6 separate regions of the Homo sapiens genome follow, and all the other regions are linked to region 5. A link is a loop called in an ENCODE intact Hi-C map of the cell type or tissue named here. Cell type or tissue: heart left ventricle. All regions are shown on one strand.

Region 1 (5,000 bases), 99 kb before region 5:
CCCTAAGGTAGGACCATAAAGTTATATTGTTGGCCTTGCCAGCTGAAGGCAAATTGCTTCTGGTAGGCCTTATGGACAGGAATAGAGAAAAAGGCATTTGCCAAGTCAACGTCTGTATACCAGGTCCCAGGAGATGTGTTAATTTGCTCAGGCAATAAAACTACATCTGGTACACTAGCTGCAATTGGAGTAACGACTTGGTTAAGCTTATGATAATCCACTGTCATTCTCCAAGATCCATCTCTCTTCTGCACAGTCCAAATGGGAGAGCCGAACAGGGATGTGGTGGGAATCACCACCCCTCTGTCTTTCAAGTTCTTGATGGTGGCACTTATCTCCACAGTCCCTCCAGGGATGTGATATTGTTTTTGATGCACTATTTTTCTAGGTAGACGCAGCTCTAATGGTTTCCATTTGGCCTTTCCCACCATACTAGCCTTCACCCTACCAGTCAGTGAGCCAATGTAGGGGTTCTGCCAGCTGCACAGTATGTCTATGCCAATTATGCATTCTGGCAGTGGGGAAATGACCACAGGATGAGTCCAGGGACCCACTGGGCCCACTGTAAGTCAGACCAGAGCTAAAACTTCATTAATTACCTGACCTCCATAAGCCCCTACTTTAACTGGAGGACCACAATAACGTTTTGGGTCCCCTGGAATCAATGTCAGCTCAGAGCTAAGGTCCAGTAGTCCCTGAAATATCTGATAATTTCCCTTTACCCAATGCAAGTTACCCTGGTAAAAGACTGGAGGTCTCCCTGGGGAATGATGGGAGAAAGATTAACAGCATAAATGTTTGGTAATGTAGTGGGGTCCTTCCTCAAGGAGACCTCGCCTCCTCTTTATTCAAGGGGTTCTGGGTCTGTAAACTGGTTCCAGTCTGGAAGTTGATTGAGGGGCCATGATTCTCTATTTTTATAATTCAAATTAGCCTGTTGTCCATTAGACCTAGAATTGTTCTGCTTGTATAAATTAAATAGGAGTGCAGTAGTTTTCCCATCAATTTCACTTCTAGGAATACTGATTAATTAGCCAATGTCAGAGCTCTACATGAGTCAGACTGTTCTGATTGCTGCTTTGCCTCTGCTGTCCATTATGGTAGCTACACCTACCTTGCCTTTGATGGTTGAGTGCCTCCTCGTGGCCCCTGCCACCTTGGGATCCAATTATTCCCACTGTATTTCAATTTGGTATTGAGTGACTGTGGCTCCCACTGGTAGATCTGACATATAAAGAAGAGCAATTACAGGGCTCTTCAAAGATTCAGGTGCTGCCCTCATAAATCTATTTTGCAAGGCATTGGTCAAGGGTATGTCTTCCAAACCCTCCCAGCTGGGATGAGTAGGTCTAAAGTGACTAATCCACTCCACCATCCCAATCTCCCTAAGCCTTTGGATCCCTTCCTCTACATTAAACCAAGGGAGATCAGGCATATCCGGCTCACTCACATTGGGCCATCTTTTAATCCATGTTTCAGTTAACCAAACAAATAAACTATTAGCGCCTTTTTTTTTTTTAACTCACTGAACTGCAACATTAAATGCAGAGTACCTACTTAGCAAGCCCAAATCAATAAATTCAGCCTGAGCCAACTCTATATTCCTTCCACCATTATCCCACACCATTAATATCCATTCCCATGCCTATTCTCCAGATTTCTATTTATATAAATTAGAAAACTTAAGCAATTATTTTTGAGTGTAGCACACCTCTTCATGGGTCACACTCTCAACCTCACCTCTAGGGGCCCACTGGGACTTTAGTCTAATTTTAGGTCTAGAAACAAACAGGGGTGTTAGGGGTAGCTCCTGAGGATAATCAACATTATCTTGCCTGGCACCTGCCTCAGGGGAGGCCATCACTGTTGCCTCAGGCAGTACAGGGTTTATCTCCTCAGGCAAAGGTGGAAAGGCTGATGGCAGCATGAGTCGAGGAGGGGATGTTGCCACTATGGGTTGGGGAGGCTGTTTCCTCTGGCAAAAAAGGTTCATCAGAGTTTAAAAACTTAGTGTCCCTAGCTTCATCAGGGCCCTCCCACACATCTGCATTTCAAGTTGCAGGGTCCCATTATTTTCCAATCAATGCCCTCACTTTAACAGTAGACACCTGTCAAAGCTCTGCATGCACCTTCCGTTGCAGTCAGCCACCTGCATGATAAGAGCTTGTGTCTGTTTTTCCACAATTTCAGCTCTTTTTCTACAGGAGATAAGACTCCCACTCAGGGCAATCTTAGCAGATACGAGGCTCAGTATCTGTCCTGAAGCCGGGAGATATAATCCCTAAGTGTATTATTTTCTTTCATCAATGTGTTCACTGAACTTAGGAGCCGCCAACCAGCTTCATTATGTTCCTTGGCTCTCCATATATGGTCAACGGTATTCTGTGTAGAGTCATTGAACTCCTTGCCTCACATGAGCAGTGAATCAGGAGTGTCAAATCCATTTATTTTGCATAACTCTCTAAACAGTTCTGGCCAAGGACTATCAGTATTCTTTATACTATTAGAAGTAGAGTCCTGAGAAATTTTGAGTCTAATCATATTAAGCATCTAACTCTGAGAACCCCAAAACCAATGAAAGAACTCCATCCTTACTCTCAGGGTCACAAGGTCCCACAGTAGGCTATGTGCAAGCTGAAGAGTAATGACAGCCAGTCGGAGTTCCAAAACTGAAGAACTTGGAGTCCGATATTCAAGGGCAGGAAGCATCCAGCATGGGAGAAAGATGTAGGCTGACAGGCTAGGCCAGTCATGTCAGTTCACATTTTTTCCTGCCTGCTTATATTCTAGGCATGCTGGCAGCTGATTAGATTGTGCCAACCCAGGTTAAGAGTGGATCTGCCTGTCCAAGCTCACTGACTCAAATGTTAATCTCCTTTGGCAACACCTTCAATCAACACTTTGTATCCTTCAGTACAATCAAGTTGACACTCACTATTAACCATGTAATAAACCTGCACATGCACCCTGGAATGTAAAAAAATAAAATAATTTAAAAATGGGCAAAGAGCTTGAATTGACATCTCTCCAAAGATAACAAAGGTTCAATGAGCACAAAAAAAGACACTCAAAATCATAAGTCATTAGGGAAATTCAAATCAAAACACAATGAGATATATTACTAGGATGGTAAATTTTTAAAAAGCAGACAATGAAAAGTATTCATGAGAATGTGGAGAAAATGAAATGTAAAATGATGCAATCACTTTGGCAGTTCTCCAAATCTTAGATATAAGAATTATCACATGAGCTAGTAATTCCACTCCTAGGTACATACCCAAAATAATAGAAGATATGTATCAAGCAAAAACTTGTACGTTAATTTTTACAATGGCATTATTCATAATAACCAAAAAGTAGAAACAATCCACAAGTCTATCACCTAATAAATGGCAATGGATGTGTTGTATATCCATACAGTGGAATGTTATTTAGCCATAAAAGAGAATGTGGTAATAATTTATGCTACAACATGGATGAACCCTGCAAACATTACACTAAGGAAAAGAAGCAAGATACAAAAGGACACATATCATGTGATTCCATTTAATGAGATGACTAGAACATACAAATTCAATGAAGTAGAAATATACTAGTGGTGGCCAGGGTCTTCGAAAAGTGAAGGATAGGCAATGAATGCTATGGATATGGTTTTCTTTTTGTTGTTATGAAAATGTTCCGGAATAATATAGTAGGGGTGGTTGCATAGCTATGAATATAATAAAAACACTGAAGAGTACACTTTTAAATGATGAATGCTATGATATGTAAATTATATCTCAATTAATACTAACACATGGCACTACAACATTAAATAGCTGAGATTCAACCACAAGCTTCCTGTAATCATGTATCCAAAATATACAAAGATATAATCTGATGCTCTGCATCAAGGGCATTGTATTGATGTTACAGTAAATGTAGAATTAGCTGGCATTATATTTTTACAGTAATAATGTTGGCCACTTACTATATGCTAGGCAATTTGTTAAGTGTTTTATGTGCTTTACCTACAGAAACGAGATTAGTGGTTGCAGGCAGGGCTGATGACAGTGTTGGGGAGATGGGAATGGGAAGTCACCACTAACAGATATGTTTTTTTGGTGGGAAAAGGGATTAAAATATTCCTGAATTAGAAAACATTAGTTTTAATGTTCACAACCTTATGAATATATTACAAATCACTAGATTGTATACTTTCAATGGTAAAATTGTATAATATATGGATATTTCTACAAAACTCACTTTTAAAAAAAGAGAAAAAATGGAATCTTTTGGTGAAAGAAATAGTCATTTTGACGTCATTAATAGTAATTATAATAACATTAAGAATAGTTCATGTTTAGCAAGGTTTCAGTATGTCCCAGACATTATGCTAAGGGCTTTATCATACTTGCCATTGTGTGACCTCATGGAACTAGGTATCATGATTAACATTTTTGGTATCTGTAGTGTACAGGTGACATGAACTTAATGTTTGAATCATTCATATCTTTCTGATAACAAACAACTAGACAGTGCTAGTGCCATAATCCATATTCCAGTGAAAACTGCAGAACTAGAGCTTTCATTCTTCTACTACATGCATCTATAGTTTTGAGATTACCTTGCTATGTTACTGCTATTCCATCCCAATGCACTTGTTACCCAGTAAGATTAGATGCTGGGTAGCATCTTTCTGCATTACCAACTTCCATCTCTTCCCGTCAACAAACACAGCTCCAGTGTTTTCCTGGGAACTCTCTCATTGGCTCAGTTTTCTGTGGTCTGTCATCAATTGCCGATGATTTTGATATGCACCTTCCTTATGATTTGATGGAAGTACCTTGACCAGAAAAATCAAGCAGCTAATGGAGTGAATGCCAAGCAGAGAAAGCCTGTGGTGGAGCTTACATCAGAGGTAGAGCTCTTATTTGGCTCCTCATTTGGAACTAGACTGTTAACATCTAAAATGTGGTGGATAGACATGTGTCCTGGAGAAGGAGACACCCCTCTTGCTT
Region 2 (5,000 bases), 310 kb before region 5:
AAGTTGTATCAAATTATAACATTGGTCAAAAATGGCAGTACTCATAATCCTGAAGGTAAGCTGTATTGAGGCTGCTGAAGACCTAGAGTAGCTTTTATCCAGTTCTGTTATGGCTGGAGAACTTTTCTTACAATTTGAAAGGACATTTACAGAAGGACTTTTCCTGGAGAAGCCTGGCTAGTCACCAGAGATATCTGCCAATGACGCTGGTAATTTGCAAATGTCATCCATTTCCAGGGAATAGTTCTATAAACTAAGAAAGTTAGTAATACATCCAAAAATGAATGTGCTTCTGAGGAATAAGCCATGCTAATTCCTTACACAAGAAGGTTGCATATAAACCAGAATACCAAATTGCTAAATTAGTATTTATATTGAGAAATGTAATGTATCAAGTGGATTACATAACCAAGTTTGTTGGTCAGTGCATTTGTTCTGCATGGCAAATCTATTCCAGAAATAAAATCATAATCAGAAAGTTATTTTAAAACGAGCATGGAGAAAAAGCAGTGCCAGTCCAATCAGAACTGTGGATGCTACTGAGATATGATGGTTTACTGTGCACATTTCTACCACATGGTCAGATTTGCAGACATGGAGAGACAATTTATTTTTATAAAATATAATCTCTCTCTCCTGGACAGTGCTAAAGACAAATGGGAACATTTGTTTCAGTGGCTTTTCCTTCTGTGAGATTTCTGTTTTTACAGCCAATATTACCTCTCAGTCTTGGGGTGCTGTGTGTGTTTTATGAATGTTAATACAACTTCATTATTTATAAATTATATAGGCTTTTAGAAATGTACATTTTACAAATGCAGACTTTGATAGATATTCTAAGTGCATAGACAATAATAACAGCAAATATTATACTTCCTATATGTTAGGTATAGTTTAATTTGTTTACATTCATTCATTCATTTGTAAAAGTCTTATTGTTTTAGTAAGCTTAGAAGTAGTCACCAGCTTGGTCCCTTTTGCATATGATGAAACTGATGCTAGAACAGTTAGTAAATTGCTCAAATCTCCCTCTTCTTTAGAGATGGTGACTGCCTTTGAACCCACACTGTCTTGCACTAAATCTCTAAAATAGACTAATTGTCTTTTCTCTATGGCCGAGGTCATGCTGTGTTTTATTGTGTTGACATAATTCAAACAAGAACAATGAAGTAGGGGAACTTATTTTAAGTTAAAAATAGGAGAAGATACTAGAATTATTTGTTTCATTAATACATATTATTTATGATTAGTATCACTCACCTTCCCTAGCAAGTAAGAAGACCATCTCTCTCCTAGTCTAGTTACTCTTACGTAAACTTCACTCCTACGAAATGATCATTTCAGCCTCCTGCAAAGCCAAGACAGATTACATTCAATATTACTTCCTCCTCCTGTCAGCTCCTAACTTCCTTAGAGACTACAGTCAGGTGGGTGGTAGGTAACCTATCTTCTTTGAAATCTTCTCATGATTGGCGGCTCAGGATGATGCCACGGGTGAAACTTATCAGATTCCCAGAATAGCTGCCTTTAGGAGAAATTGTTTTTCCCTCTTTTCTGGATACTCATGCCTTCCTTCCATTTTATAATCAGAGCACAGCACTTCTACTGCATTAATGCCATAAATAGCTAATTGTTTTGCCCTATCATAGTTTCCTTGAGAAATGAATTAACACAACCTCATAGGCCTCATCAGTCTGAGAACTCTGTTTTATTAATAGAATGCACAGAATAAAGCCTTTGTATCTTTTTCAAAAATCTAACTATAAAATATACCAGTATAAATTGCAAAATTTTACACTTGGAACAATAATTTGGGCAAATTTTCCTTTCTTTACAAATTAAGAAAACGAGGTCCCAGGGCAGAGTGATTGTCCAAAATTGCTCAGTAAAAAGAGACAGAATCAGAACTATAAATCAGGGGTATTAAGTGTTTGTCTAAAACTACTGAATGGACACTAATATTTTGCAAAACGTTTGTTTTGTTTAGTTTTTTTTTTTTTCTAGTTTTTATTGAGAAGCTTTCTTGAGGGTATATCAAAATCCTTGACATCTGTTCATGGACTATGTGCAAAAAATACAGTACATCATACTTCTTAAGGAATTGAATAAAACATTACTTATCAATTTACTGAATTCTGAAATTTATACTTTGAGAGACATGAGATGTGTTGGTCACAATCTCTGATTTCCCCAGAAAACTCAAGTTCTTTCATTTCACAATGGCCTTGATGAGAAAAAATTTTCTGAAATGGATTAGGAACACAATGAAACCCCCAAGAACAGAGTGGAGCTTCTATACTAGAGTGGAGCTTAGAGTTGGAAGCGGTGAAGAAGATCCAAGCGGTTTTCTGACTTCCGTGGTTCATTTATATTCACTTCCAGGAAGCTGATAAGGTGAGTGGTAACAGGAGTTCTGGAGATAAATTCCAATTAGTATATGTTCCTTTCCTTGTAAAGGCAAATGTGTGCAAGGCAAGATAGAGAGAAAAAAGAAATCAAGTGTGAGTATCTTGGACCATTTGTGCCCTGTGTCCATTCTGTGTAGATTTCCTCCCAGCCTCCAAGCCTCTTAGAAAGTCGTCTATAGCTGATAAGTTCTGTCTCCAAAGTCCTCCCTTTACACTTCTCCTTTCAGTCAGACTTGGCTCCACCTACTCTACTGAACCTCCATTTGCTGAGGCCTGTAATAATTCTCACGCTCTTCATCAAAGAACCCTCACTGCTACCCGTTTAACTTGGGCTCTCAGCAATTTTAAGCATGTGGCAGGCATTTTCTCATAAACTCTGACTTTCTCTAGCTTTAAAACCACATGGTTTTCTTTCTATTCTTACCAACTCCTCCTTGGTCTTTACTGGTTCATTCTTCATTTCTAATGAGATGAGGGACTTTCTTGTAGCTAATATTAAACCGATTTATTACGCTATAATCTTTTCTGGAAAATAATCTTACCCTGAGTGTTATAGTTTGTATATTTTTGTTGTGATATTTCCAAATGTACACCCTATATTAAGTCTTTCCATCTTAGCTTTATAAATCCAAGCTCTTACGTGGATTATGCATTTGGATAACTGACAGGCATTTCAAAGCCAACACGTGAATAACTGAATTCAGTATATTCTCCCCAAATGGTATTCATTCTGTAGTGTTTTCGATCTCAGAACATTGGGTCATCTTTTCATGGGCTCCGTCAGAGAAGCAAGCTAGGTGCCATTCTGCATAGCTCCTGCTCTCTGACTTCCTTAAATTCCTGTAGTTTTCTAAATATTTCTCAAGACTTCATTTTTCACGATTACAATCTAAGTCCATTTCTGAACACACTGCTGTCTTCCAAGTTCGTTTGCTCTTGAAATGTCTTCTCTTTCTCATGTCTAAGAAACCTTTCTTCATTAAATTTGTGACTCCTTTCAAATATTACCTCATTGAGAAATCATTTTTTGACATTCTAGCTGGTTAGATGACTCTGCTTCTATAGTTTTATAGAACTATGCATACCAGATGGAAAGACATACAAACATGTCACAGTGTAAAGTTGCATGGGTTTTTTTTTTTTTGCTATTATCTAAATGTCTTATCTTTATATTATAAACAACAATCATGTTTGTATCTCCAATGCCAACTATAGTGACTGGCAAACAGCAGATGCTTAATACTTGTTGAAGAATGAAGGAATGAATTTCTGAGTGAAAGCAAGGTGATTTAATGCAGATATGGGGTAGACATCATCAAGAAAGTAAGAAACTTTGCTTACTGGCAAGCAATATCTATAGAAGGATGCTTGTGGTCAGGCATGGTGTTTCATGCCTGTAATCCCAGCACTTTGAGAGGCCAAGGTGGATGGATCACAAGGTCAGGAGATCGAGACATTCCTGGCCAACATGGTGAAATCCCGTCTCTACTAAAAATACAAAAATTAGATGGGAGCAGTGATGCACGCTTGTAATCCCAGCTACTTGGAAGGCTGAGTCAGGAGACTCGCTTGAACCCAGGAGGCAGAGGTTGCAGCGAGCCTAGATCGCACCACTGCACCGGAGCAGCCTGGTGACAGAGCAAAATTCTGTCAAAAAAAAAAAAAAAAAGAAGGATGCTTGTTTGCTCATTTATTTTGATTTGATTTGACTTGTTTTACTTTGTAATTTTAATAAGATATTTTAGGGCAAATAGAATGAGTTATAGAAAAAAGTAATACCAAGAAAGGGGAGAGGATAATTGCTGAATCAGGGACCCAAAGAAATTTTAAAAAGGATTTGAATCAATGATGAAATGAATGAGAATATTCATGAAAAATATAATGCAAAAAAAACCTCAGATCCAGCTCAAACTTTACCTCTTCCATTTAGATGGAATCTTTGTCATAGCCTTTATTATTTTTGTCTCAACTCATCAAATTTGTTTACTTGCACGTCCATCCTAACTATTGAAGTAAGAGATATTTTAGAGGGAAAAGGTGTTTTGTTCACCTTGGTGCTTTTAGAACAATGTCTGGCATCTTAAAGGACGACCAATATTAACATTGAATAAGTGATAAGTAATGAAGGTGTCAGAGGCGTTTGAACCAGAGTGACTCCATTTTGAGTGAGGGCTAGGAAAATGAGGCTGAGACTTTCTGGGCTGCATTCCCAGGAAATTAGGCATTCCTAGACTCTAGATATTTATGGTTAAGGGAACAAATTAATAATTTGACTAAAACAGACCCAGACTTGGGAGTGTCCAGATATCCCAATATCTGGAGAACAAAGGCTTTCCTAATTTTGCTTTAAAAATAATATCAGTTCTTGCAAAATACAGTAATTAAGAAAAATAATCTTGTAACACAAACTTTTGTAGCAGAGCACATCTCCCCAAGATCTATTTTTATCATATACACACACACAAGCATTGTACTTAGGGCAGACACGTTCCTCCTCTTACCTTCAGGAACATGCTATTCTGTCTATGGAGTAGTCATCCTTTCACCACTTTACTTTCTTAATCAACTTGCTTTTACTTTGTATTGCAGACT
Region 3 (5,000 bases), 140 kb after region 5:
TATCATCACTGCATGAGTATCTGCAATTAAAAAGAAAAAGAGGTCAGGTGAAGTAGCTCAAGCCTCTAATTCCAGGAGTTTGGGAGGCTGAGGAGAGAGGCAATCCTCTCTCCTCAGCCTGGGCAAGATAGTGAGAACTCTTCCAACCTGTGTGACAGAGAGAGACCCTGTCTCAGATAGATAAATAAATAAATAAAGGTATGGCAACTCAAAGATCTAGGACTAGAAATGCCATTGGACCCAACAATCCCATTGCTGGGTGTATATCCAAAGGAATAGAAATCATTCTACTACAAAGATACATGCTCATGAATGTTCATTGCAGCGCTATTCACAATAGCAAAGACATGGAATCAACCCAAATGGCCATCAATGATAGACTGGATGAAGAAAATGTGGTACATTTACACAATGAAATACTACACAGCCATAAAAACGAATGAGACCATGTCCCTTGCAGGGACATGGATGAAGCTGGAAGCCATTATCCTCAGCAAACTAACACAGGAACAGAAAACCAAACACCGCATGTTCTCACTTATAAGTGGGAGCTGAGCAATGAGAACATGTAGACACAGGGAAGGAAACAACACATACTGGGGCCTGTCAGGGGTGGGGGGCAGTGGGGAGAAGGAGAGCATTAGGAAAAATAGCTAGTGCATGCTGGGCTTAATACATAGGTGATGGGTTGATAGGTACAACAAACCACCATGGCACAGGTTTATCTCTGTAAAAAACCTGCACATGCTGCACATGTACCCCAGAACTTAAAATAAAAATTAACATTAAAAAAAGAAAAGCAAAAGTGGTAAGTCTCTGGTGGTTAAAGCTTTAGGGAATTTCCTCCCAAGTTTGAGGTACAGCTCTCCCACTTGCTACTGAGACACATTGGTAAATTTCTGTTTCTTCATTTGTACAATGAGGATGATAACACCTACCTTTGAGAGCTGTTGTGAAGATGACATCATGTCGCTTCAGATTTATGGAGTACTAACTGTGGTCCAGGCACTCTCTAGACACTTGCTTGTAGCATTTCAAGCACTCATTTCAAGGGTACTGAGATAGTTGTCATTGCTTACCAGTATTTCATGCAATCGTTTTAAGGGTACTGAGATAGATGCCATTGCTTACCGTGGAGAAAAGGGAAGCACAGAAAGATCGTTCAGGGTCATGCAGGTGACACATGTTGGAGCTGGAATTTGAACCCAAGCATTCAGATCCCAGAGGATCCCCTGCTCTTACCCAGATGACTGACTTGTAAATGACTTACCATCTCATTAGTTTCTTTAAATGAGATAATGCACAAAAGTCTTTCTATCAAAGCTTAAAACATAAAAAACCATGAAAATTATTGGAATGAGTGTCAGACCACCTTAATTCTGGTTTTTGCTGTGCCACTAAACGGACGTGTAGTTTTGTGCAAACCAATTCTCTCTGGGATTCATTTCTCTCACCTGTAAAATGAAGCATTTTCTGTGACATTGCCTGAGCTTACTTTTTGCTCCAATGGCCTATGATTTCTATGCAAATTTAAGGGCTATTTATTAAACACCTTACAGGCTACACTGAGCACACCTTAAAGACTTTAAACTTTGTTTCCTGGGTGCTTAGTTTTACCAAGTATTTTAGAGAGGATGCTAGATTTCAGGGGAATTAACAAGGCTAGAAATTTCATTTGCATTTTTTTTGCTTGATCCAAGCACTAAGAGAAAGAGAAAAAAAATCAAGTAAAAATTTTATCTTTTTTTCCAGAAGGAGGCTCATAGCTACAGAGGTGGAGAGATTCCATTGCCTGTCCAGAGTGATCTTAAATGTCCCTTGAAATACATTGATCTGGGGTCCTAACATGTGTAATTTCATTTTTAGTAATGGTAGGTCTGCAGCATTAGTTGCAGTTGCCAAAAAAGGGTTGACATTTATTATAGGCTCAGACATGGAGAAAAATGATTCTTCACATGAATGCATTTGCCTAAAGCAATGATAGTCTCAGAGGGAAATCATAAACAGAAAGAAAATGCTACTTGACTGCTCCCAAATCTTGTGAATCTTAGATAGGCTGGAGAAGAAATAATTAGTGTTAAGAAGAATTTGCTTCTCTTTTTCCTTACCTCACTGCACTGGACTCTTTTCTTGTGCTCTGCCAATATCCCATTGATATTATACTTACCACCCCATGTATGCCAATGCCTTCTGCCAAAAGCACCTGACATTCTCTGCTCAGATTTTCTCTGCTGAGCATGGGGCAGGCCAGAGATACAAGGTAGTGGATGATCCTGAAAGCAGTCTTTAGGTAATGCCACATGACAAGTGATGGATAAGCATCTCAGTTTCCTGATCCCTGCAGCAGGAAATCTTCAAGGTCTGTTCTTCATGGCCTCCACAGGTCCTGAAGAAGATTGAGCCCCAGCGCCCATCTCAGTAATACATTCTTTTATTTATTTATTTATTTTTTTGAGGAGTCTCGCTCTGTCGCCCAGGCTGGACTGCAGTGGTGCAATCTCAGCTCACTACAAGCTCCGCCTCCCAGTTTCGCACCATTCTCCTGCCTCAGCCTCGTAAGTAGCTGGGACTACAGGCACCCGCCACCACGCCTAGCTAATTTTTTTTTGTATTTTTTGTAGAGACGGGGCTTCACGGTGTTAGCCAGGATGGTCTCTATCTCCTGACCTTATGATCCATCCGCCTCGGCCTCCCAAAGTGCTGGGATTACAGGCATGAGCCACCGCTCCTGGCCTCAGTAATACATTCTTAAATGCACTTTGTATTGTCATCTGTGATGGCTTTGAGAATACACCTGCCAGATCTCTGACTGCACATTGACTGAGAGCTCCAGCTGCTCTGCTCTTTTTTTAAAATAATTTTAATATTTTTGTTTTTCAACTTTTATTCTGGATCGGGGGTACAAGTGCAGGTTTGTTTCATGGGTATATTGCATAATGCTGAGGTTTTGAGTACAAATGCTTCTGTCACAAAGTACTGAGCATAGTGTCCAACAGGAAACATTGTAGCCCATGCCTCCCACTCTCCCCACTCTAGTAGTCCCTAGTGTCTATAGTTCCCACCTTTGTGTCAATGTGTATTCAATGTTTAACTCCTGCTTATACGTAAGACCATGCAGTATTTTGTTTTCTGTTCCTGTGTTAATTGTTTTAGGATCATGACCTCTAGCTGCATTCTTGTTGCTGCAAAAGACATGATTTCATTCATTTTTATGGCTGCATATTATTCCATGGTGCATATGTACCATATTTTCCTTATCCAATCCATCCTTGATTGGCAGCCGGGTTGATTACATGCCTTTGTTATTGTAAATAGTTCTGTGATGAACATATGAGTGCAGGTGTCTTTTTGGTGTAATGATCTATTTTCCTTTGTGTCTGTGCCCAGTAATGGGATTGCTGGGTCAAATGGCAGTTCTTTTTTAAGTGTTTTGAGAATTCTCCACACTGCTTTCCACAGTGGCTGAACTGACTTACAACCTCATCAACAGTGCATAAGCATTCCCTGTTCTCCATAGCCTCACCATCATTTGCTTTAGTTTGTTTTTTTTTTTTTTTTTTTTTTGACTTTTTAATAATAGCCATTCAGACTGGTGTGAGATGGTATCTCATTGTGGTTTTGATTTGCATTTATCTAATAAATAGTGATGATGAGCATTTGTTCATATGTTTGTTGGCAGCTTGCATATCTTATTTTAATTTTTTGCCTTTATTTTTTGTGTGTACATAGTAGCTGTATATATTTATGAGGCACTTGAGATATTTTGATACAAACATATATGCAAAATAATCATATCCTGAAGAATGAGGTATCCATCCCCTCAAGCATTTATCCTTTGTGTTACAAACAATACTATTAAATTCTTGTAGATGCTGGATATTAGACCTCCGTTGGAGACAAGGTTTGAGAATATTTTCTCCCATTCTGTAGGTTATCTGTTTACTCTGTTGATAGTTTATATTGCTGTGCAGAAGCTCTTTGGTCTAATTAGATCCCACCTGTCAATTTTTGTTTTTGTTACAATTGCTTTTTGGGGACTTAGCCATAAATTATTTGCCAAAGCTGATGTTGAGAGAGGTATTTCCTAAGTTTTCCTCTAGGAATTTTTCTTTTTTTCTTTTTTTTTTTTTTTGAGATGGAGTCTCGCTCTGTCACCCAGGCTGGAATGCAGTGGCATGATCTCAGCTCACCACAACTTTTGCCTCCCAGGTTCAAGTGATTCTCCTGCCTCAACCTCCCGAGTAGCTTGGATTACAGGTGTGCTCCACCGCACCCGGCTAATTTTTGTATTTTTAGTAGAGACAAGGTTTCACCATGTTGGTCAGGCTGGTTTAGAACTCTTGACCTTGTGATCCACCTGCCTTGGCCTCCCAAAGTGCTGGGATTACAGGCATGAGCCACCACACCTGGCCTCTTCTAGGATTTTTATGGTTTGAGATCTTTAAAATCTTTTACATTGAAATCTTTAATCTGTCTTGAGATAATTTTTGTACATGGTGTAAGGTAGGGGTCCAGTTTCATTCTCCTGTATATGGCTAGCCAGTTATCACAGAACCATTTATTGAATAGAGAGTCATTTCCCCATTGCTTATTTTTGTTGACTTTGTCAATGATCAGATGGTTGTAGGTGTGCAGCTTTAATTCCAGATTCTTTATTCTGTTTCATTGATCTATGTATCTGTTTTTGTACCAGTACCATGCTGTTTTGGTTACTGTAGCCTTACAGTATAGTTTGAAGTCAGGTAATGTGATGACTCTGGCTTTGTTCATTTGCTTAGGATTACTTTGGCTATTTGGGCTCTTTTTTTGTTTCATATGAAAGTATACAATAATTTTATCTAATTCTGTGAAAAATGACATTAGTCGTTTGATAAGAATAGTGTTGAGTCTGTAGCTTGCTTTGGGCAATATGGCCATTTTAATGTTAAAAGGCTTTTCTTTTTTTTTTTTTTTTTTTTTTTTTTTTTTGAGACAGAGTCTCGCTCTGTCACCCAGGCTGG
Region 4 (5,000 bases), 250 kb before region 5:
TGAGCCCAGGAATTCAAGGCTGCAATGAGCTATATTGGCACTGCCCCTGCATTGCAGCCTGGGCAATGAGCTCTACTGGTACCGCCCCTGCACTGCTGTCTGTGCAAGAGAGCAAGACCCTGTCTCCAAATAAATTAGTTTAGTAAATAAATAAAATTAGTCAAATTAGTAAAAATTAGTAAATAAATGAAAATAAAACTTTTTGGGTTTCTTGTATATTGATTTATAATTTATTCCATTAGACTAAGCATACTTCTACAAATTTTCTCTGGATTAGGTTTCTGGGAGGCTCTTCAGATTCTCAGAAGCCCTATAGTTTAAGAGAGATGGTCTGTAAAGCACAATGTTGAGATCCTTAGAAGGCCTCAGTCTATTTTAAAGGTTCTACGAGGTACCACCTAATATAGTTCTAAAGTATTACAAAGGATTTCTGCAATAATAACCTTGGCTTTATATTTATTCTGCAAGTACTCTGTGTTTTATTTTTGCCCAGTGGCTCTTTATCACATGATTTTGCATTTTTGTTTTTTGTTCTTTGTTTTTAATAACCCAACAAATCCTGGCTCCTTTATAATTCCTATAAATTTTAGTTGCTTTAAAACCCGACAATTTCTTGTTGGCTCACTTCTCTCTATCCATATGTTAGCTAAAATACATCAAATAATCATCTTATTTCATATTCCATATTGGAAGTTTTCTCAGTCAAATCCACTAGTTAATTAAAATTATTTTCTATTTTACACATCATCACAGGGAAGACTCCACCAAAACTTGTTGCTACTGCACTTCAAGAATTACCTTGTTTTCAGCCTCCTGTAACAATTTCCTCCCTAGCACTCCAGTGTTCTCTGATATTCTCCTCAAGGCCCTTCAAGATTCAGCCCACTGTTTGGGCCACAGTTAATGCCACATGATTTAGGTTTTTGTTACAGCAGCATCACAATTTTGGTGTCAAGTTTTATTCTGATTCTTCACTCCATAACAAACTGGCCCAAAACGTGTCAGCTTACTGCAAACATTTAATTATGTTCCTGGATTTTAGAGGTTGGGAATTCATAATGTACCTCAGGGCATAGTTTGTCTACACTACATTACTTGATGTTGGGGACTATGGCTGAAAGACTCAAAAGCTAGGGGGAAACTTGAGCCTGGAAAGAATACCATCGAAAGGGTTGTTCACTCACATGGCTGGTGCCTGGCCTGGGAAGATCAAAGACTAATCCTGCTGTTCAGAGCCCCAACGTTTGCCTACTATGTAGCTTGGCTTCCTCACAGTTTAACAGTTGCAGCATATTTAAAGTGTGTGTGTTCCAAGCACAGGTATTTCAGTGAAAAAGGCAAAGGTGCATCACCTTTCATGAGGCAGCCTGAGAAGTTATACAGCATCATATCTGGCATTCTCTATCTGTTAAAGGATTTGGAAGCACACTCTCATTTAAGGGAAGAAGCAGAGGCTTCATCCTTCCATGAAAGGAGGGCCAAAGTCACATTGTAGAGGAAGATGCAAAATAGGAAATGTTGTGACTGTTTTTGGAAATACAACCTGCCATGTCAGAATCACCACATTAGAAGTATTAATATTAATATCTAGAAATAATTGAAAGTTTTTGAAAATCCACAGGAAATCTTGTAGAAAGAAACCAACCATTTATTTATTTTTAAAAATCACAAATTATATCAAAACATAATTAAGTCTCCCATTATATTTTGTGTGAAGAGTTTAATTGGTTATAAAGCAATCGCTTATGGAATGTATTCTGTATGAAAAAGTATTTGATTGACTCGGCTACCTCCTGCTCATACTAATTAACTTTGTTTCAGTGTCATCTCTAGGAAACTTTCTGACTCCCTCCTCATCCCTGCTTACTCCATCAGGGGTGTCCTTTATTATGCTCCCAGGGCATACCACACTGATATCTATTTTAGCATGGAACATTTGGAGTGTTTAATCACAAACCACCCACCCTGTCTCTCTCCCTCACTCTATCAGCTAGCTGAGAACTAGATTTTGCTCCCTGTTCATTGAATACCTAGTGTTTGTTTACAAAGTGCTTAGAATACAAGCAGACAATTTTCTTCCTTAGGAAAGACAAAGAAAAATAATAATAATAGCAATAATATTTTACATTTATACATTCTTGAAGTTTACACACATATGATCTAATTTGCTAATTACATGTTGGGGATTTCTATTTTTACTAGTAAGTAAACTGATGCCTGGAAAGCTTTCGTAGCCTGCTCAGTATCATCAGACAGGTTTGTAGCTGAGCTTAAAATAAACTGAAGGATTCCTCAGTTTTACTCAAGTCATCTTTCCATCACCCCTTTCTACCACTGTGAACAATTTAGTAATGATGACTTGTCATGAATCTACCTAACAGACTTTGATACAACTTTGATTGTGCCATATTATGTTTTGAATAAAGCAGTATTAATAGATTTACCTTGAAAAAACTATATATAGAATGTCAAGATAAATAGATGTCACTCTTAATTTCTCCCAATTTATAGTAGCTAAATCCCATATAGAAATAAGAACGTCGTATTAGGATTCCATAAAGACTGAAGTTTCGTAGGAAAAACTCTAAACTTACAAAACTGAAAATAAGATTATTTACTTGCATTTTTTCAAACAAGACATATTTGTTCTTATGACATGCCTCACACATCTTAATATTTCATATTTAAGTATGCACGTGGAAAATATTCACAGATACATAATTTATCCAAATATTTTAACCAAATATTTGTTCACTTATTTTAAGTTCCATTGTTTAGACAGTTTTGTGAGAAATTAAATGAATGCTTTCAAGATCATGGGTTGTTTCTTAGTATACTAGTAATTATAATTACATAAAAACCCAGAAATCGGAGGAGCAGCATTATGATTTTGTGTTTTTATGTTTTTCCCTTTTCTAGGTCCATTCTTCCTAAATGTTAATCAAGGAAGCAAAGGACATCTTGGAGGGAAGGAAAGAGCAAGTCACTGTTTTCTGTGATTCAGCTACTCTCTGTATTTTTTAAAGCTGTTTGAATATGACAGCGTTTCAACCTTTCAGAACATTCATTTTTCTCTTCTGAAAAATGGGCTAAGAGGACCCATCACTTAGATTTTTCATGGAGGAGGGTGACAGATGGAATTGTGTCCCTTTAAAATTCATATGCTGAGTCCTCATCCCCAGCATGTGTGTCATGAATATACCTCAGCATGTGACTACATTTAGATATAAGGTCTTTAAAGAATTAATTAAGGTAAAATGAGATCATTATGGCAAGCCGTAATCCAATATGACTGGTGCCCTTATAATAAGAGGAAATTAGGACAAAGACAGAAAAAAACTAAGGAGTGAAGATGCACAGGCACAGGGAGAAGACTGACATCCACAGCGCAGGGAGAGAGGTCTCAGAAGAAATCAACAATTCTGGTCTCCAAAACTGTGAGACAACAAATTTCTGTTGTTTAAGCCATCCAGTCTGTGCATAACTTTGTTATGGCAGTCCTAGCGAACTAATGCAAGGAGATTATGATTTATCCTAAATTTAGGATTAAATGGATAATGGCACAATCTGCAATGTAGAAGGTAGATTTTCTCTCATTCCTTTTCTTACTCAGTTTTCCTGCTCTTGAAATCTCAGGAACAGAAAACCTGCAGATATCTTGTTCAGATTCCAATGCCAAGTTTTCTTCATCTTTTTAAGGTCACAACTTTTTTTTCCTTATAATGTTTCTTAAATTAAAACCTATCCATTTCAAGCCGCCCTTGGATCTTTCTGTCCTCACAACATTAGTGTTTGCCTGTGTGAGATTGCCAGTGAAATTGATGCATGTTTCTTACGTTAATAGGCATATTTACCTCTTAGTGAGTGTGCATTTATCCTCTAAATGTTAATAGGTCTTATGCATCTCTCTTTCCAGGGAGACTGTATCCTCACACGAATACAGATGCACAAGGAAGAAAAAGCATCCTTTGTGCTGGCCACTCCACATAGCTTTCTCATCTTCAGTGCATCCAAACAGGCATTTCCAAAAGCCAGGTGGCTCATGCTGCCTCACAACAGAAGCTTTTGCTTTCCAACAGTCTCATTTGAGTAATGGGCTAATAGAAAACCAAGTTATGGATCTCCAGGACCAGAACAATAATAAGGCCATAATGAGATTGTTATCAATCTGGCCTCAGTTCTGGTTTCTTCTCTCAGAGGAACATCATGATGAAAATAGGAAAACTCATCAATCATAAAAATCACACAAGAGCCAAGCCAACTGGCTTAAATATACACACAACATTGCAGGTGAGACTGAATTTCACCGCTGGGAAGCAGTTTCTCTTTGAAAAATCAGAGTGACACACTAACTGATGGTTAACACATTAACTGATGTTCCTGCCCCTTTCTGAGTAGGTCCTGGGAAGTATGAAGTTAAGCAACTTTCCCAAGGCCACACAGATAACAAGACGTAAAACCAAGGATAAGAACTCATTTCTGAAATAGAGCTCATGTTGCCTCTCTGGCTCTTTTACTGTAAGCTTTAGGTGTTTAGCAACTCATATGTTATAAACAAACAAACAAGCAAAAAACAATAAAATAAAGAACAAAGAACAATAAAGGAAATGTATAAGTCGAACAGTGAAATAACCCAACCAGTAAGGCAGCTCTAGTTAACTGAGAAGCCCTTGACTTTTCAACATCATTTCACCCCTTATTACTATGTAATTGATAACAATAGACAATAATGATTATGCAGGCTGAAGAGTAAGAGTAGGCAAAGACATCAAATTTCCAAGGTATACATGCCTCCTCACGTACTCATTTCCTATGGATGTACACTCTATCACTAACAGTGTTTTTGTTGCTTTTTTTTTCTTTTTCCCCAAACTCTTAGATTTATTCCACTCTGTTAAGCTTCCTGAATCACAGAGAAGTTGTCAGAAAGATTTTAGCCTCCGCTATAGGAAGTCCTGCCCACCTTCTCCAGATCTCTGTTCTCATAGTCCATCCTCTGG
Region 5 (5,000 bases):
TTAGGTAAGTATTTTAATCTTCACAGTCTGAGCCTGTTTTTACCTATCCTTGGGAAGCCTGTCCAGGTATTTGAAGGGACTTAGCTGTAGTGATCTATGTCTTTGGTCACTGCAGCCATATCTGCTTTAGGGGGCACCCAAAGCCCCCTAAAGCCCACACTGTGGCTTTCATATATTTGTAAAGGCACCCCCTTGGTGGTCTTGGGTAAGACCCAGGGGAATTACTAGGCAGAGACTTTTGTTCTCTTCTCTTATTTTCCACCTAACAAATAGAGCCTGTCGCTCAGTGTTGAGCTGCCTGGAGCTAAGGGAGAGATGATACAAGAACTCTTGTGGCCTGTATTGGGTCAGACCCAGAGTCAGCATGACCAAGGCCCACAGTAACCACTGCCTGGATACCACCTATATTCACTGATGGCCCAAGGGCTCTACATTTAATAGGTAGCAAATATAGCTAGGCTTGTGTCCTTCCTTTAAGCCAGTGATTTCCCCCTAGGCCCACGCAGGTCCAAAGATACTGTCCAGGAAACTTAAAAATCTACTTGCTACTTTATTATACTGTGGCTGAGCTGGCACCCACACCACAAGATAAGGTCTTTTCCACCCTTTTCTCCCCTTTCCTCAAGCAGAGGAGTCTGTCTCTGTGGCTATCACCAACTGAGGCCCACTGCAAGTACTGCCTGGCTTCCACCAATGTTCACTCAAGGTCCAAGGGCTTTTACCTCATCTTGCAGTGAACGCTGTACGTTTAGACTGTCTCCGTCCAGGCCTGGTGGCTCTACTCTGACCCAGGATATGTACCAAAATGCCAACTAGAAGCCAATGCCTAGAAATGGGGGGATCCACAAGGATCCTGCTTGATGCTGTACTCCACTATGAACAAGCTAGTGCCAATGTGCAAGACAAAGTACCCTTTACTCTTCCTTCTGCTTTCCTCAATCAGAAGGCATCTCTCTCCATAACCACCACAGATGGGAATATGCTGGGTCACACCTGAAACCAATGTGGCCCTGGGTTTTACACAAGCCTTGTGGCAAGTACTTCCTGGGTCCCACTGCTGATTATTCAGGGCTCAAGAGTTCTTAAGTCAGCAAGTCAGCAAGTGATGAACTCTGCCAGGCCTGGGTCTTTCCCTTCAAGGAAGTGGGTTCCTTTCTGGCCCAGGGTGTGTTTAGAAATATTGTCCAGTACCTAGGGCCTGGAATGGAAAACTCAGGACTCTGCTTGGTGCCCTATTCTACTATTGTACTCTGGCTGAGCTGGTATCCAAGTTGCAAGACAAAGTCCTTTTTACTGTTCTTTCGCTTTTCAAGGACAGAGAAGGAGTCTCTCGGGAGTTGTGAGCTGTGCTGCCTGGGGTTGGAGGAGGGATGACATGAGCACTCCTTTGGCAGCTTTGGCTGGTTTCTCACTGGTATGAATGTGCTCCTAGTCTACTGGCTCTGAGCCCAGGAATTGCAGTCCTTCTAAACTAGACTAACTTTCAAGTTTATTTGGGGGCCCAGAGCCCTTTAGCCCACAGTGGCAGTTCTGACTGCTGGGATGGATGATTTCCCTCTGAGTAGGGATGGTCCAAATGCTCCCTCCATGGGCACCAGCTGAGTTCTTTCCAGCGATGCTTACTGCTATAACAGGCAGCCCTGAGTTCCAATGCAAAGTCTCACAATCACCATGTTCTCTTCCCCAAATGCACAGTTTCTCTCTTTGTGCCACGTGGCCACTACCGGGGAATGAGGAAAGGTTGGTGTAGGTGATTCAAATGTCTTTCCTACCCTATTCAGTGCCTCTTTCCTTAATATGATGTCAAAACAAGATAGTATGATCACTCATGTGATTTTTGGTTCTCACGAGGGTGCTTTTTTGTGTGGATAGTTGTTCAGTTTGGTATTCCTGTGGGGGAGACAATTGCTGGAGACCTCTATTCAGCCATTTTGCTTCTCTTCCTCTCAAGAAGAGGGATATTTAACAGTTTTGTTCATTGCTATATTCTTAGTGCCTATAATGGGGCTTGCCTCATAGAGGGTGCTAAATAAATATGTACTAAGTGTTCAAATGACCTTATTGAGGTCTACTTATTGATTAAGCCTGCTGCTAGTTACTGGGATGCACATATGTATATGACCTTGTATGTGCCCTCCAGAAGCACAAAGTTGAGTCAGTTAACTGGCAGATTTACCAAAAAATGTAGATAAAACATGATAGGGAGTTTTAACAGTGAATTAAGTAAAATGCAATGGAACATAACATTACTGATCAGTTTGAACATTATCCTATTAGGAAAAGGGAACCAATGAATATTTCTAAGTGTGAGAGCCATGGTTTGAGTTTTAGAACAGTGCCATTGAAGGTATGGTTAGCAGACTAGGGCAAGTCCACAATGAGTTAAATACAGAAATTAAGAGATATACAAATTTCTGTAGTCATTTACCATTGTTAAGATGACCAAGCACATGACTAGCAGACTTGCTTATGTTGAACACAGCAGGGAACTCACTTGTGGCATGAGCTACTTACTAGTTATGCATCACAGGACTGGAAATTAAAAAGTAAGAAAGAAAGTCTTCAGTCTTTCATCACAGCTAGTTTGAGATGCACTGTTTTAAAAATGATGATTCAGCCGGGCATGGTGGCTCACGTCTGTAATCCCAGCATTTTGAGAGACTGAGGCAGGTGGACTACAAGGTCAGGAGTTTGAGAACAGCCTGGCTAACATGCTGAAACCCCATCTCTACTTAAAAAATACAAAAATTAGCCAGTCATGGTGGCATGTGCCTGTAATCCCAGCTACTCAGGAGGCTGAGGCAGGAGAATTGCTTGAACCCGGGAGGCAAAGGTTGCAGTGAGCTGAAATTGTGCCACTGCACTCTAGCCTGGGTGACAGAGCAAGTCTCCGTCTCAAAAAGCAACAACAAAAAAAGTGATGATCCTGGCAGCCTTTTGGCAGTGCTTGATGAGAGCCAGCTCATGGCTGAATTATCTGACAAGTGCCTGAAGTGCTGCTGTGCTGTGTCGTTGATTAAAGACAGATCCGTATGCTTCCAATGCCAGATGTGCTGGCGTCAGAGCTGACATTCTGCTGCAGAGACACTTCTAATTTAGGCCTTTACAGCACCTACCCTGGGATGCACTGTGAGGCATTCACAGTGCCAGAGCCAGAGCCAGGGAAAGCACTAGCAGATAAGGCCAAGAGATAACAGTCTAGGAGTGGCAGGCCTCTTCTCCGTTCACTGCTCACACATTTCATCCCAACATGCAAAAGCTTAGGCACTGGAAAGGTGCTCAACAGACCTTTATGTCCAGGAAGAGCTAACTCCAGAAAGGTACATATTGAAATGAAACTTTAGCCAGTGCTGCTCTGTGGGTGCTGAAGTAAACATAAACCCAAAGATCCATACAAGTAAAAAGATTATTTTATTTATTTGTAATACTAATAAAAAATTATGCTATTACACACTATTATCAGTTTATTAAAAAATTACGTTGGGGCTTCAGAGAAATAAGTAGCTTTTACAGAGTTAAACACCTGGAAGTTTATGTATCTTTGCATTGAAAAAGATCCTCTAGGCCTCCATGCTTATGCTGTTACTGTTTGTATTGGATAAAATAAAGACTGAGACTTTTTTTTTTTAGTGTTATTAAAAATATACCCTATTTTCTTTTTATCAAACAAAACTACTTTTTTATTTCTGTCCAGTAGAGTGTAGACAATCTGGCAAAGAGAGAGAATGATCGGATAAACACCTTTCAGAATAAATGTCTGTACATACTTTAATGAACTGAACAAGAAATTAATTTGGTCCTACTCTCAAGCTCTCTACATCAATCATGCTTTATGAATTAAGCCCTTGCTTTAAGTTTTTGTTTCTTTCCTGCCTTTCAAAACATTACATCTTGAGGGTTTTTACCCGTTTCAATGACGGACCTTTCTCAGATTCCTTTGCTTCCTGCTCCTGTTCTGCTCAATCTCTACATGTCAGTGCACCCCAGGATTGGCTCTTGGATTATGATTGCTAGATTTAGCAAATAAAAATACAGATGTCTCTTTAGATTTGAATTACAGATTAAAAACAATCCAAAAACTTATTTTGTGTTGTTTAAAGAATAAGTATGTCCCATGAAATATTGGGATACATATATACTAAAAAACAAACAAAATTAATAACACCCCCTCCAACTATATTCTGAATTCTCTTCTCTTCTCTCCCCACATGGTTTCCTTGGTTGAGCTCATTGAGTCCTGAGGCTAATCTTTGAGCAGATGGTTCTCAATTCCCAGTCCACCCATATCTCCTCTCATCTATATTCAACTGACTTCTTGACATTTCCACTTGGATATCTCACACTTAGCGTATCCAAGTAACTCTTATGACTATAACTCTCCTATGTACTATGAACCCCTTTTTTGTCAATCTTCCCCAACCAATAAATAGCTTGGAATTTTAAGACAAAAACTGATATCAATCATTCTTGATTATTCTACATCATCATCCTTCAATATTTAACTCACAATTAAGTCTTGGCTTTTCCACCAAATTATGTCCTAAATAATTTTATTTCTCTCAGTCTTCACATTTCTGACCCAAACTTATGTCATCATCCTCTCTCCCCCATGCAATTGTAATGCCTTACTAACTGGTCTCATTTATCCCACACTTGCCCTTTAATAATACATTCTCTACTTTAAAGTTCATATGGAAGCAAAAAAGAGCCCGCATTGCCAAGACAATCCTAAGCCAAAAGAACAAAACTGGAGGCATCATGCTACCTGACTTCAAACTATACTACAAGGCTACAGTAACCAAAACATCATGGTACTGGTACCAAAACAGAGATATAGACCAATGGAACAGAACAGAGCCCTCAGAAATAATGCCACATATCTACAACCATCTGATTTTTCACAAACCTGACAAAAACAAGCAATGAGGAAAGGATTCCCTATTTAATAAATGGTGCTGGAAAAACTGGCTAGCCATATGCAGAAAGCTGAAACTGGATCC
Region 6 (5,000 bases), 260 kb before region 5:
TGTAGTCTCAGATAAAATCTGTACGGTTAATGTGCTTCATTTCTTGGCAATTGTGTCAGGGGTCCCCATAAATACTGCTAGGTTTAATGATACACTAGGAACACTCATAGAAATCAGTATATAATTATGTTCATGGCTATGACTTATTCTAGCAACAGAATACAAAGCAAAATCAGCAAAGAGAAAAGTCACCTTTTCTTGCACCTGGGGTGAAATTCAGAGAAAACTAGACTCAAGCTTCCAACAGACTTCTCATGGTGTACTCACACAAGACACACTTAATACCTCAAGCAACAAGTTGTCACAATGCATGTAAAACATCATCTACCAGAGGAATGCATTACAACCTCAGTGCCTGAAGTGTCTATTGGTAGCTGGTCATGTAAAAACCCTCAGCCTCAGATGTATCAGTATTGCAGACTCTCAGAAAGAAAGCAAGTATTCAGCATAAACCATAATGTTTGTACGGTTTAGGCACAGGGAGCTACATTTATCAGTTCCTAGAATGGTGGGAAATTGAAGTTACCACATGCCACCCGAGGGCCAACCTGGCAAGGGAGTCTTTCTAAGAATAGCAGTATCACTTAGGCTATGTTAATGATTTTCTACATAGCAACGAAAAAGGAAATTTTTACAGGGAAGGTGCAATTGCATTTCACAGGAAGTCACGGTGGAGGTAGGAATGCCTGCAACAGTAGCGGTGCTATATGATACGTAATATTTGCATTTACAATAAAGTTATGTGAAAAACGTATTGTGTTTCACTGCCATGAGGTTGTTTCCACACTGAGGAGTTAGCACTCTGTCCAAACACTGGTGTTTCCAGCCTTGAGCATTTTAAATCCCCATTGCAAAAGTTTTTTCATGCAATGAAAAGTTGGAAGTTGTGCAGGCATTTTTCCTACGCTTCTCTTTCCCTTTTTGGCTTCTGAGGCTGACAGCTTCAACCCAGGAATCATTAGTAGAGATTGCATTTAGGCACCTAAGCAGTGGCAGTAATGTCTTTTATAGACATTTACTCTCTTCAGAGACTAAGTCACATTTAGGCGTGATCTAGACTAAATGTTTGTGTCACACTCAATATTTCTATGTTGAAATATTTACTCCCAGTGTGATGGTATTTGGAGATACTTTAGGTTAGGTTAAGTTGTGAGAGTGGAGCCCTAATGAATGGGATTAGTGCCCTTATAAAAGAGATCCCCGAGTGCCACATTGCCCCTCTGACCATATGAAGACACAGCCAGAAGATGGCTGTCTATGAATAAGAAAGCAGGCCCTCATCAGACACCAGATCTGCCAGCATCTTGATCTTGGACTTCCCAGCCTCCAGATATGTGATGGATGTTTGTTGCTTAAGCCACCCAGTCTGTGGTGATTTGTTGTAGTAGGCTGAACTACTAAGACATATAGAGTAGAAACACAAGAAAATATGGCAGCCAAGAATAAATTCGAGATCAACATGAACCAACTCATTGGAAACTCTATGATCAGGTAAATGACACCTGAGAAGGACTGGAGTTCCTGTTTACCTGATGACACCCATTTTTACATAGTATTCCGTTTCCCCAGGCTTTCTGCATTCATTCAATGAAATTATATTTAGTATGTGTATCAGGCAAACACTTTTCTAAGAATTGGGAATCAAGCAGTGAATCAGAGAGAAAAACGCCCTGCCTTCATGGAGTGTAATTCTGGTAAATACAGATCTTAAACTTGTTCCAAGTTTGCTAAATAGATCTCATATGGCTTCATTTAAATCACATAAAATTCTCAGCAGAACATAGCTAAAGTTAACACTGAACTTTTTTCTCCATTTATGATGAAAGCGCTATGACACCACCTTGAAATCAAATAAATATATTATCCAGCTCTCATTTCACCATGTTTATTCCATTATGAAATATTTATTTACTCTCTATAAAAAAGACAACTAAGAAATTTGGCAACACTTGGCTCTTAACTCATGTTAGTTCTCATTGATCATTAATTTCATGCATTGTGAGTCAACCCATATAATAGATATCTTCACATACCTGTATGAGAGATCTTATGTATCCTAAGTGTTCAAATACAACATTAATTTAATTGCCTCCGTTAGACAGTGACAAAAATCTGTAATTTCCTCTCTAAAAAATGAGGACACATTCCTGATTTTTTCCTCTCTAAAAAATCAGGACACGTTCTCACCTTTATAGTTCCTGGCACTTTTTCCTTCTTCCAGGATTTCTCAGTGTACAATGATGGCTGCTCAGTTATCAAATCGGCAGATTCTGTCAGCAGTCTGAGATGTAACCCCTGACTATGCTGAATACATTAATGTATGAGTGCAGCCTTCTTCAGAGTATTCAGAGCTATCAACCTCAATGGCACTCCCTATCATGGGCTTCCAGTGAATTTAATCAGCAATGTCTCCTTAATAACTCTGTTTCATCCTAAAATGATTTTTTTTTTTTTTTTTTTTTTTTTTTTTTTTTAGATGGAGTCTGGCTCTGTCATCCAGGCTGGAGTGCACTGATGCGATCTGGCTCACTGCATCCTCCATCCTCCTCCCTGATTCAAGCGATTCTCCTGCCTCAGCCTCCAGAGTAGCTGGGATTACAGGCACGTGCCACTATGCTCGGCTAATTTTTTGTATGTTTAGTAGAGACAGAGTTTCACCGTGTTAGCCAGGTTGGTCTCCATCTCCTGACCTCGTGATCCATCCGCCTCGGCTCCCAAAGTGCTGGGATTACAGGCTTGAGCCACCGCGTCTGGCCCAAAAGTGATTTTTTAAAATCACTCTAGGGTGGTCCTTGTAAGGCTCTAACTCTCCATGATGACCGTGTAGTTTGGTTTGACCTAATACCTGTTGCTGGGGAGACAAGACCAGACTAGGAAAGTGTACTTTGTATGTGACAAGCTGAATAGGTTGTTGACAGATTTTTACAAGGACGCTGTCAAACATAATTGGAAACATTGTGGCAGAGCTGTTGATTCTTGGGAAATGACACCTGCAAAGAGGTTACTTGTCAATCTCAAGCCACGTGGTTCTGCTATAGTAAGAGAAAACAAAACTTCCTGTGGGGAAAAAATGGCAGAGCTTTTAAAGGGAGAAGGCTGTGGGAAGCCACGGTCATTTTGAGGACAATTGCTGCAGGCACATGGAACAGGAAGAACACAAGGTTATGTATCCATCATATTTATAGACACATAGACATTACCATAGCTGCCATTTTTTGATTAGTTCGATGAGTATTTAGCAACTGACTTTCAAATGACATACAACACACACACATAGAGACACAAGTCTTTGGTGTATGATTTTGGATTGCAATTAGAACAATTTCACAGTATACTGAAAGATTCTAGACTGCAGAGAAGACCTGAGCTATTTCCCTGGCTTTTCCACTTACAGGCAGAGGAATTTTGGACAAGTCATTTCACCTCTTTGCATGTCAGTTTCCTCAGCTATAAATGAGGACATTGGATGCAGTATTTAAAACTCCCCCTTTTTCCCGGTCCTAATATTTATTGAGTAAATATTTCTAGATATAATGTAAAAATATACAAATCTAAATTATGAGATATCACATACATCTTTTCCATGCTTACAATCCCTTTTCAAGTAAGTAATGGTCATGAAAGTTTCTGTGGTTCAGAAAAAAAAAAGGAAGAGAAAGAGAGAAACTCGAAATTTGAAAATTATTGTTACTGTGAAATTACCTGGTTCTCAATAAGAACGTCATCAATATTTAATACCTATTTGTTTATGTTAGGTGATCTTGAGGCCAGTAGGAGATGTTAAATGGTAAAACAAAACAACATGTTGAAAAGTTTATAAATGTGGGTTGTGTTAAATACAGACTGGAATCTGCTTTAATTGTGGATTCACTAACAATGTTTAAAGAATTCTGAGGCTCCTCGAAGTAAAATTAGCAAATAATGTGATCAAAACGTGGAACTCTCAGGGGATAAATTATCATTAATGGGTTGATACACATAAGATGGCAAATTGAGCCTACTTTCTTATCTCATTACTCAATAAATAGCAGTCAAAATATAAGTTTGCTATATCATTTAATTTTAATAATAATAATATTACTAGAAACCACCCCCAAGCCTGTGCATCTCTTATTCTTGGCAAATCTTGGGACATTGGGTTCATGGACACTTTTTCATGCTAGCAGGCCCATCACTCCATTTCATATTTTCCAATTATGGTCATTGATTTCCAGCCATAGATGTTTATATAACCGTACTTAGTAATATGTTGAAGATCCTTTTAAAAGGGCATATTTTTGATTCCCTAATTTGTTAATTGTGTCTAATTTGTTAATATGAGCATTTAAGATGACAAAGTTCACTATTTGCTTAGAAATAGCTGCACTCAAGGCCACAACCCTAGTTCTATACCAACCATGTCTGCATTATAGAAGACTGTTTAAGCAAGCCCACAAATCACATGACATTCTGTTCTCTCCTCCCTGGAGATGGGGATTGAAAGTAAAAGATGGAGATTGGAAAGACAAGGGAAGGAGATGAAAAAGGTAGGCTTAGAAGTGTACTTCGGGCCTATCTCCATGAAAGAGTTTATGACCAAATCTATGATCAGATTAGAGGTCACTGAAGTTTCACACAAAGGAATTTTCAACTCAAATCTCCATGGCATAGTACTTAATGTAAGCTGATTTTATTTGTTTTATATAATGAAAACAAAAACAAAAGTACCTACTCTTTTTATTTCCCTTTTGTGAACATCTATAAGTTTACCCAACGACCATTAAAAACATGATTATTAGTTATACCAATTGCCCAGTATATGAAAATGCACCTGAAAACATTTATTCTGATACGAGAATTAGTAGAAAGTCCAGGCTTAGGTATGCTGTACAGTTTCTTAATCACTTTTCAGAAGGGCAACTTGCCCTCAATGCCATCTTCTAAAACAAACGGAAACAGATAATTCAAGGACCAAAACAAAACTGAGACACATGCAGATTATATTTAATGGAGATAAAATA

What was found. Hi-C counts contacts between places; a loop is a spot of excess contacts. Peaks named below come from ENCODE experiments on the same cell type or tissue, not always from the same donor. Only the 100,000 strongest peaks of a DNase experiment are listed, where the experiment ranks them.
Region 1: it touches region 5 in a loop (20-fold over the local background); 3 of 110 quality-filtered maps call a loop at or near these places.
Region 2: a loop joins it to region 5, with 3 times the contacts of the local background. A loop is called at or near these places in 6 of 110 quality-filtered maps.
Region 3: a loop joins it to region 5, with 2.1 times the contacts of the local background. A loop is called at or near these places in 5 of 110 quality-filtered maps.
Region 4: a loop joins it to region 5, with 10 times the contacts of the local background. A loop is called at or near these places in 8 of 110 quality-filtered maps.
Region 6: it touches region 5 in a loop (35-fold over the local background); 8 of 110 quality-filtered maps call a loop at or near these places.

What each region holds. Positions count from the first base shown.
Region 1 is chr4:12,387,016-12,392,015 of GRCh38, forward strand. No RefSeq gene overlaps it. Among named protein-coding and RNA genes, the nearest start is that of LINC02270, 170 kb to the left of the region's middle. In heart left ventricle, no CTCF peak of the experiment used is centred here; no DNase peak of the experiment used is centred here.
Region 2 is chr4:12,172,245-12,177,244 of GRCh38, forward strand. No RefSeq gene overlaps it. Among named protein-coding and RNA genes, the nearest start is that of LINC02270, 49 kb to the right of the region's middle. In heart left ventricle, no CTCF peak of the experiment used is centred here; no DNase peak of the experiment used is centred here; H3K27ac peaks cover 1,078 bases.
Region 3 is chr4:12,622,771-12,627,770 of GRCh38, forward strand. It overlaps LOC105374492 (a long non-coding RNA gene), which reads right to left and starts at 138. Exons shown (of 3, transcript XR_001741374.1): 1 at 1-138. In heart left ventricle, no CTCF peak of the experiment used is centred here; no DNase peak of the experiment used is centred here.
Region 4 is chr4:12,238,173-12,243,172 of GRCh38, forward strand. LINC02270 (long intergenic non-protein coding RNA 2270) reads left to right here. Exons shown (of 4, transcript NR_125910.1): 2 at 4,880-5,000. Among named protein-coding and RNA genes, the nearest start is that of LINC02270, 17 kb to the left of the region's middle. RefSeq lists an enhancer at 4,994-5,000. In heart left ventricle, no CTCF peak of the experiment used is centred here; no DNase peak of the experiment used is centred here; H3K27ac peaks cover 531 bases.
Region 5 is chr4:12,485,790-12,490,789 of GRCh38, forward strand. All of the region lies in intron 1 of LOC105374492 (a long non-coding RNA gene), which reads right to left. Among named protein-coding and RNA genes, the nearest start is that of LINC02270, 260 kb to the left of the region's middle. In heart left ventricle, no CTCF peak of the experiment used is centred here; a DNase peak (open chromatin) is centred at 3,082; H3K27ac peaks cover 2,678 bases.
Region 6 is chr4:12,228,384-12,233,383 of GRCh38, forward strand. The region is part of intron 1 of LINC02270 (long intergenic non-protein coding RNA 2270); the gene reads left to right. Among named protein-coding and RNA genes, the nearest start is that of LINC02270, 7.4 kb to the left of the region's middle. In heart left ventricle, no CTCF peak of the experiment used is centred here; no DNase peak of the experiment used is centred here.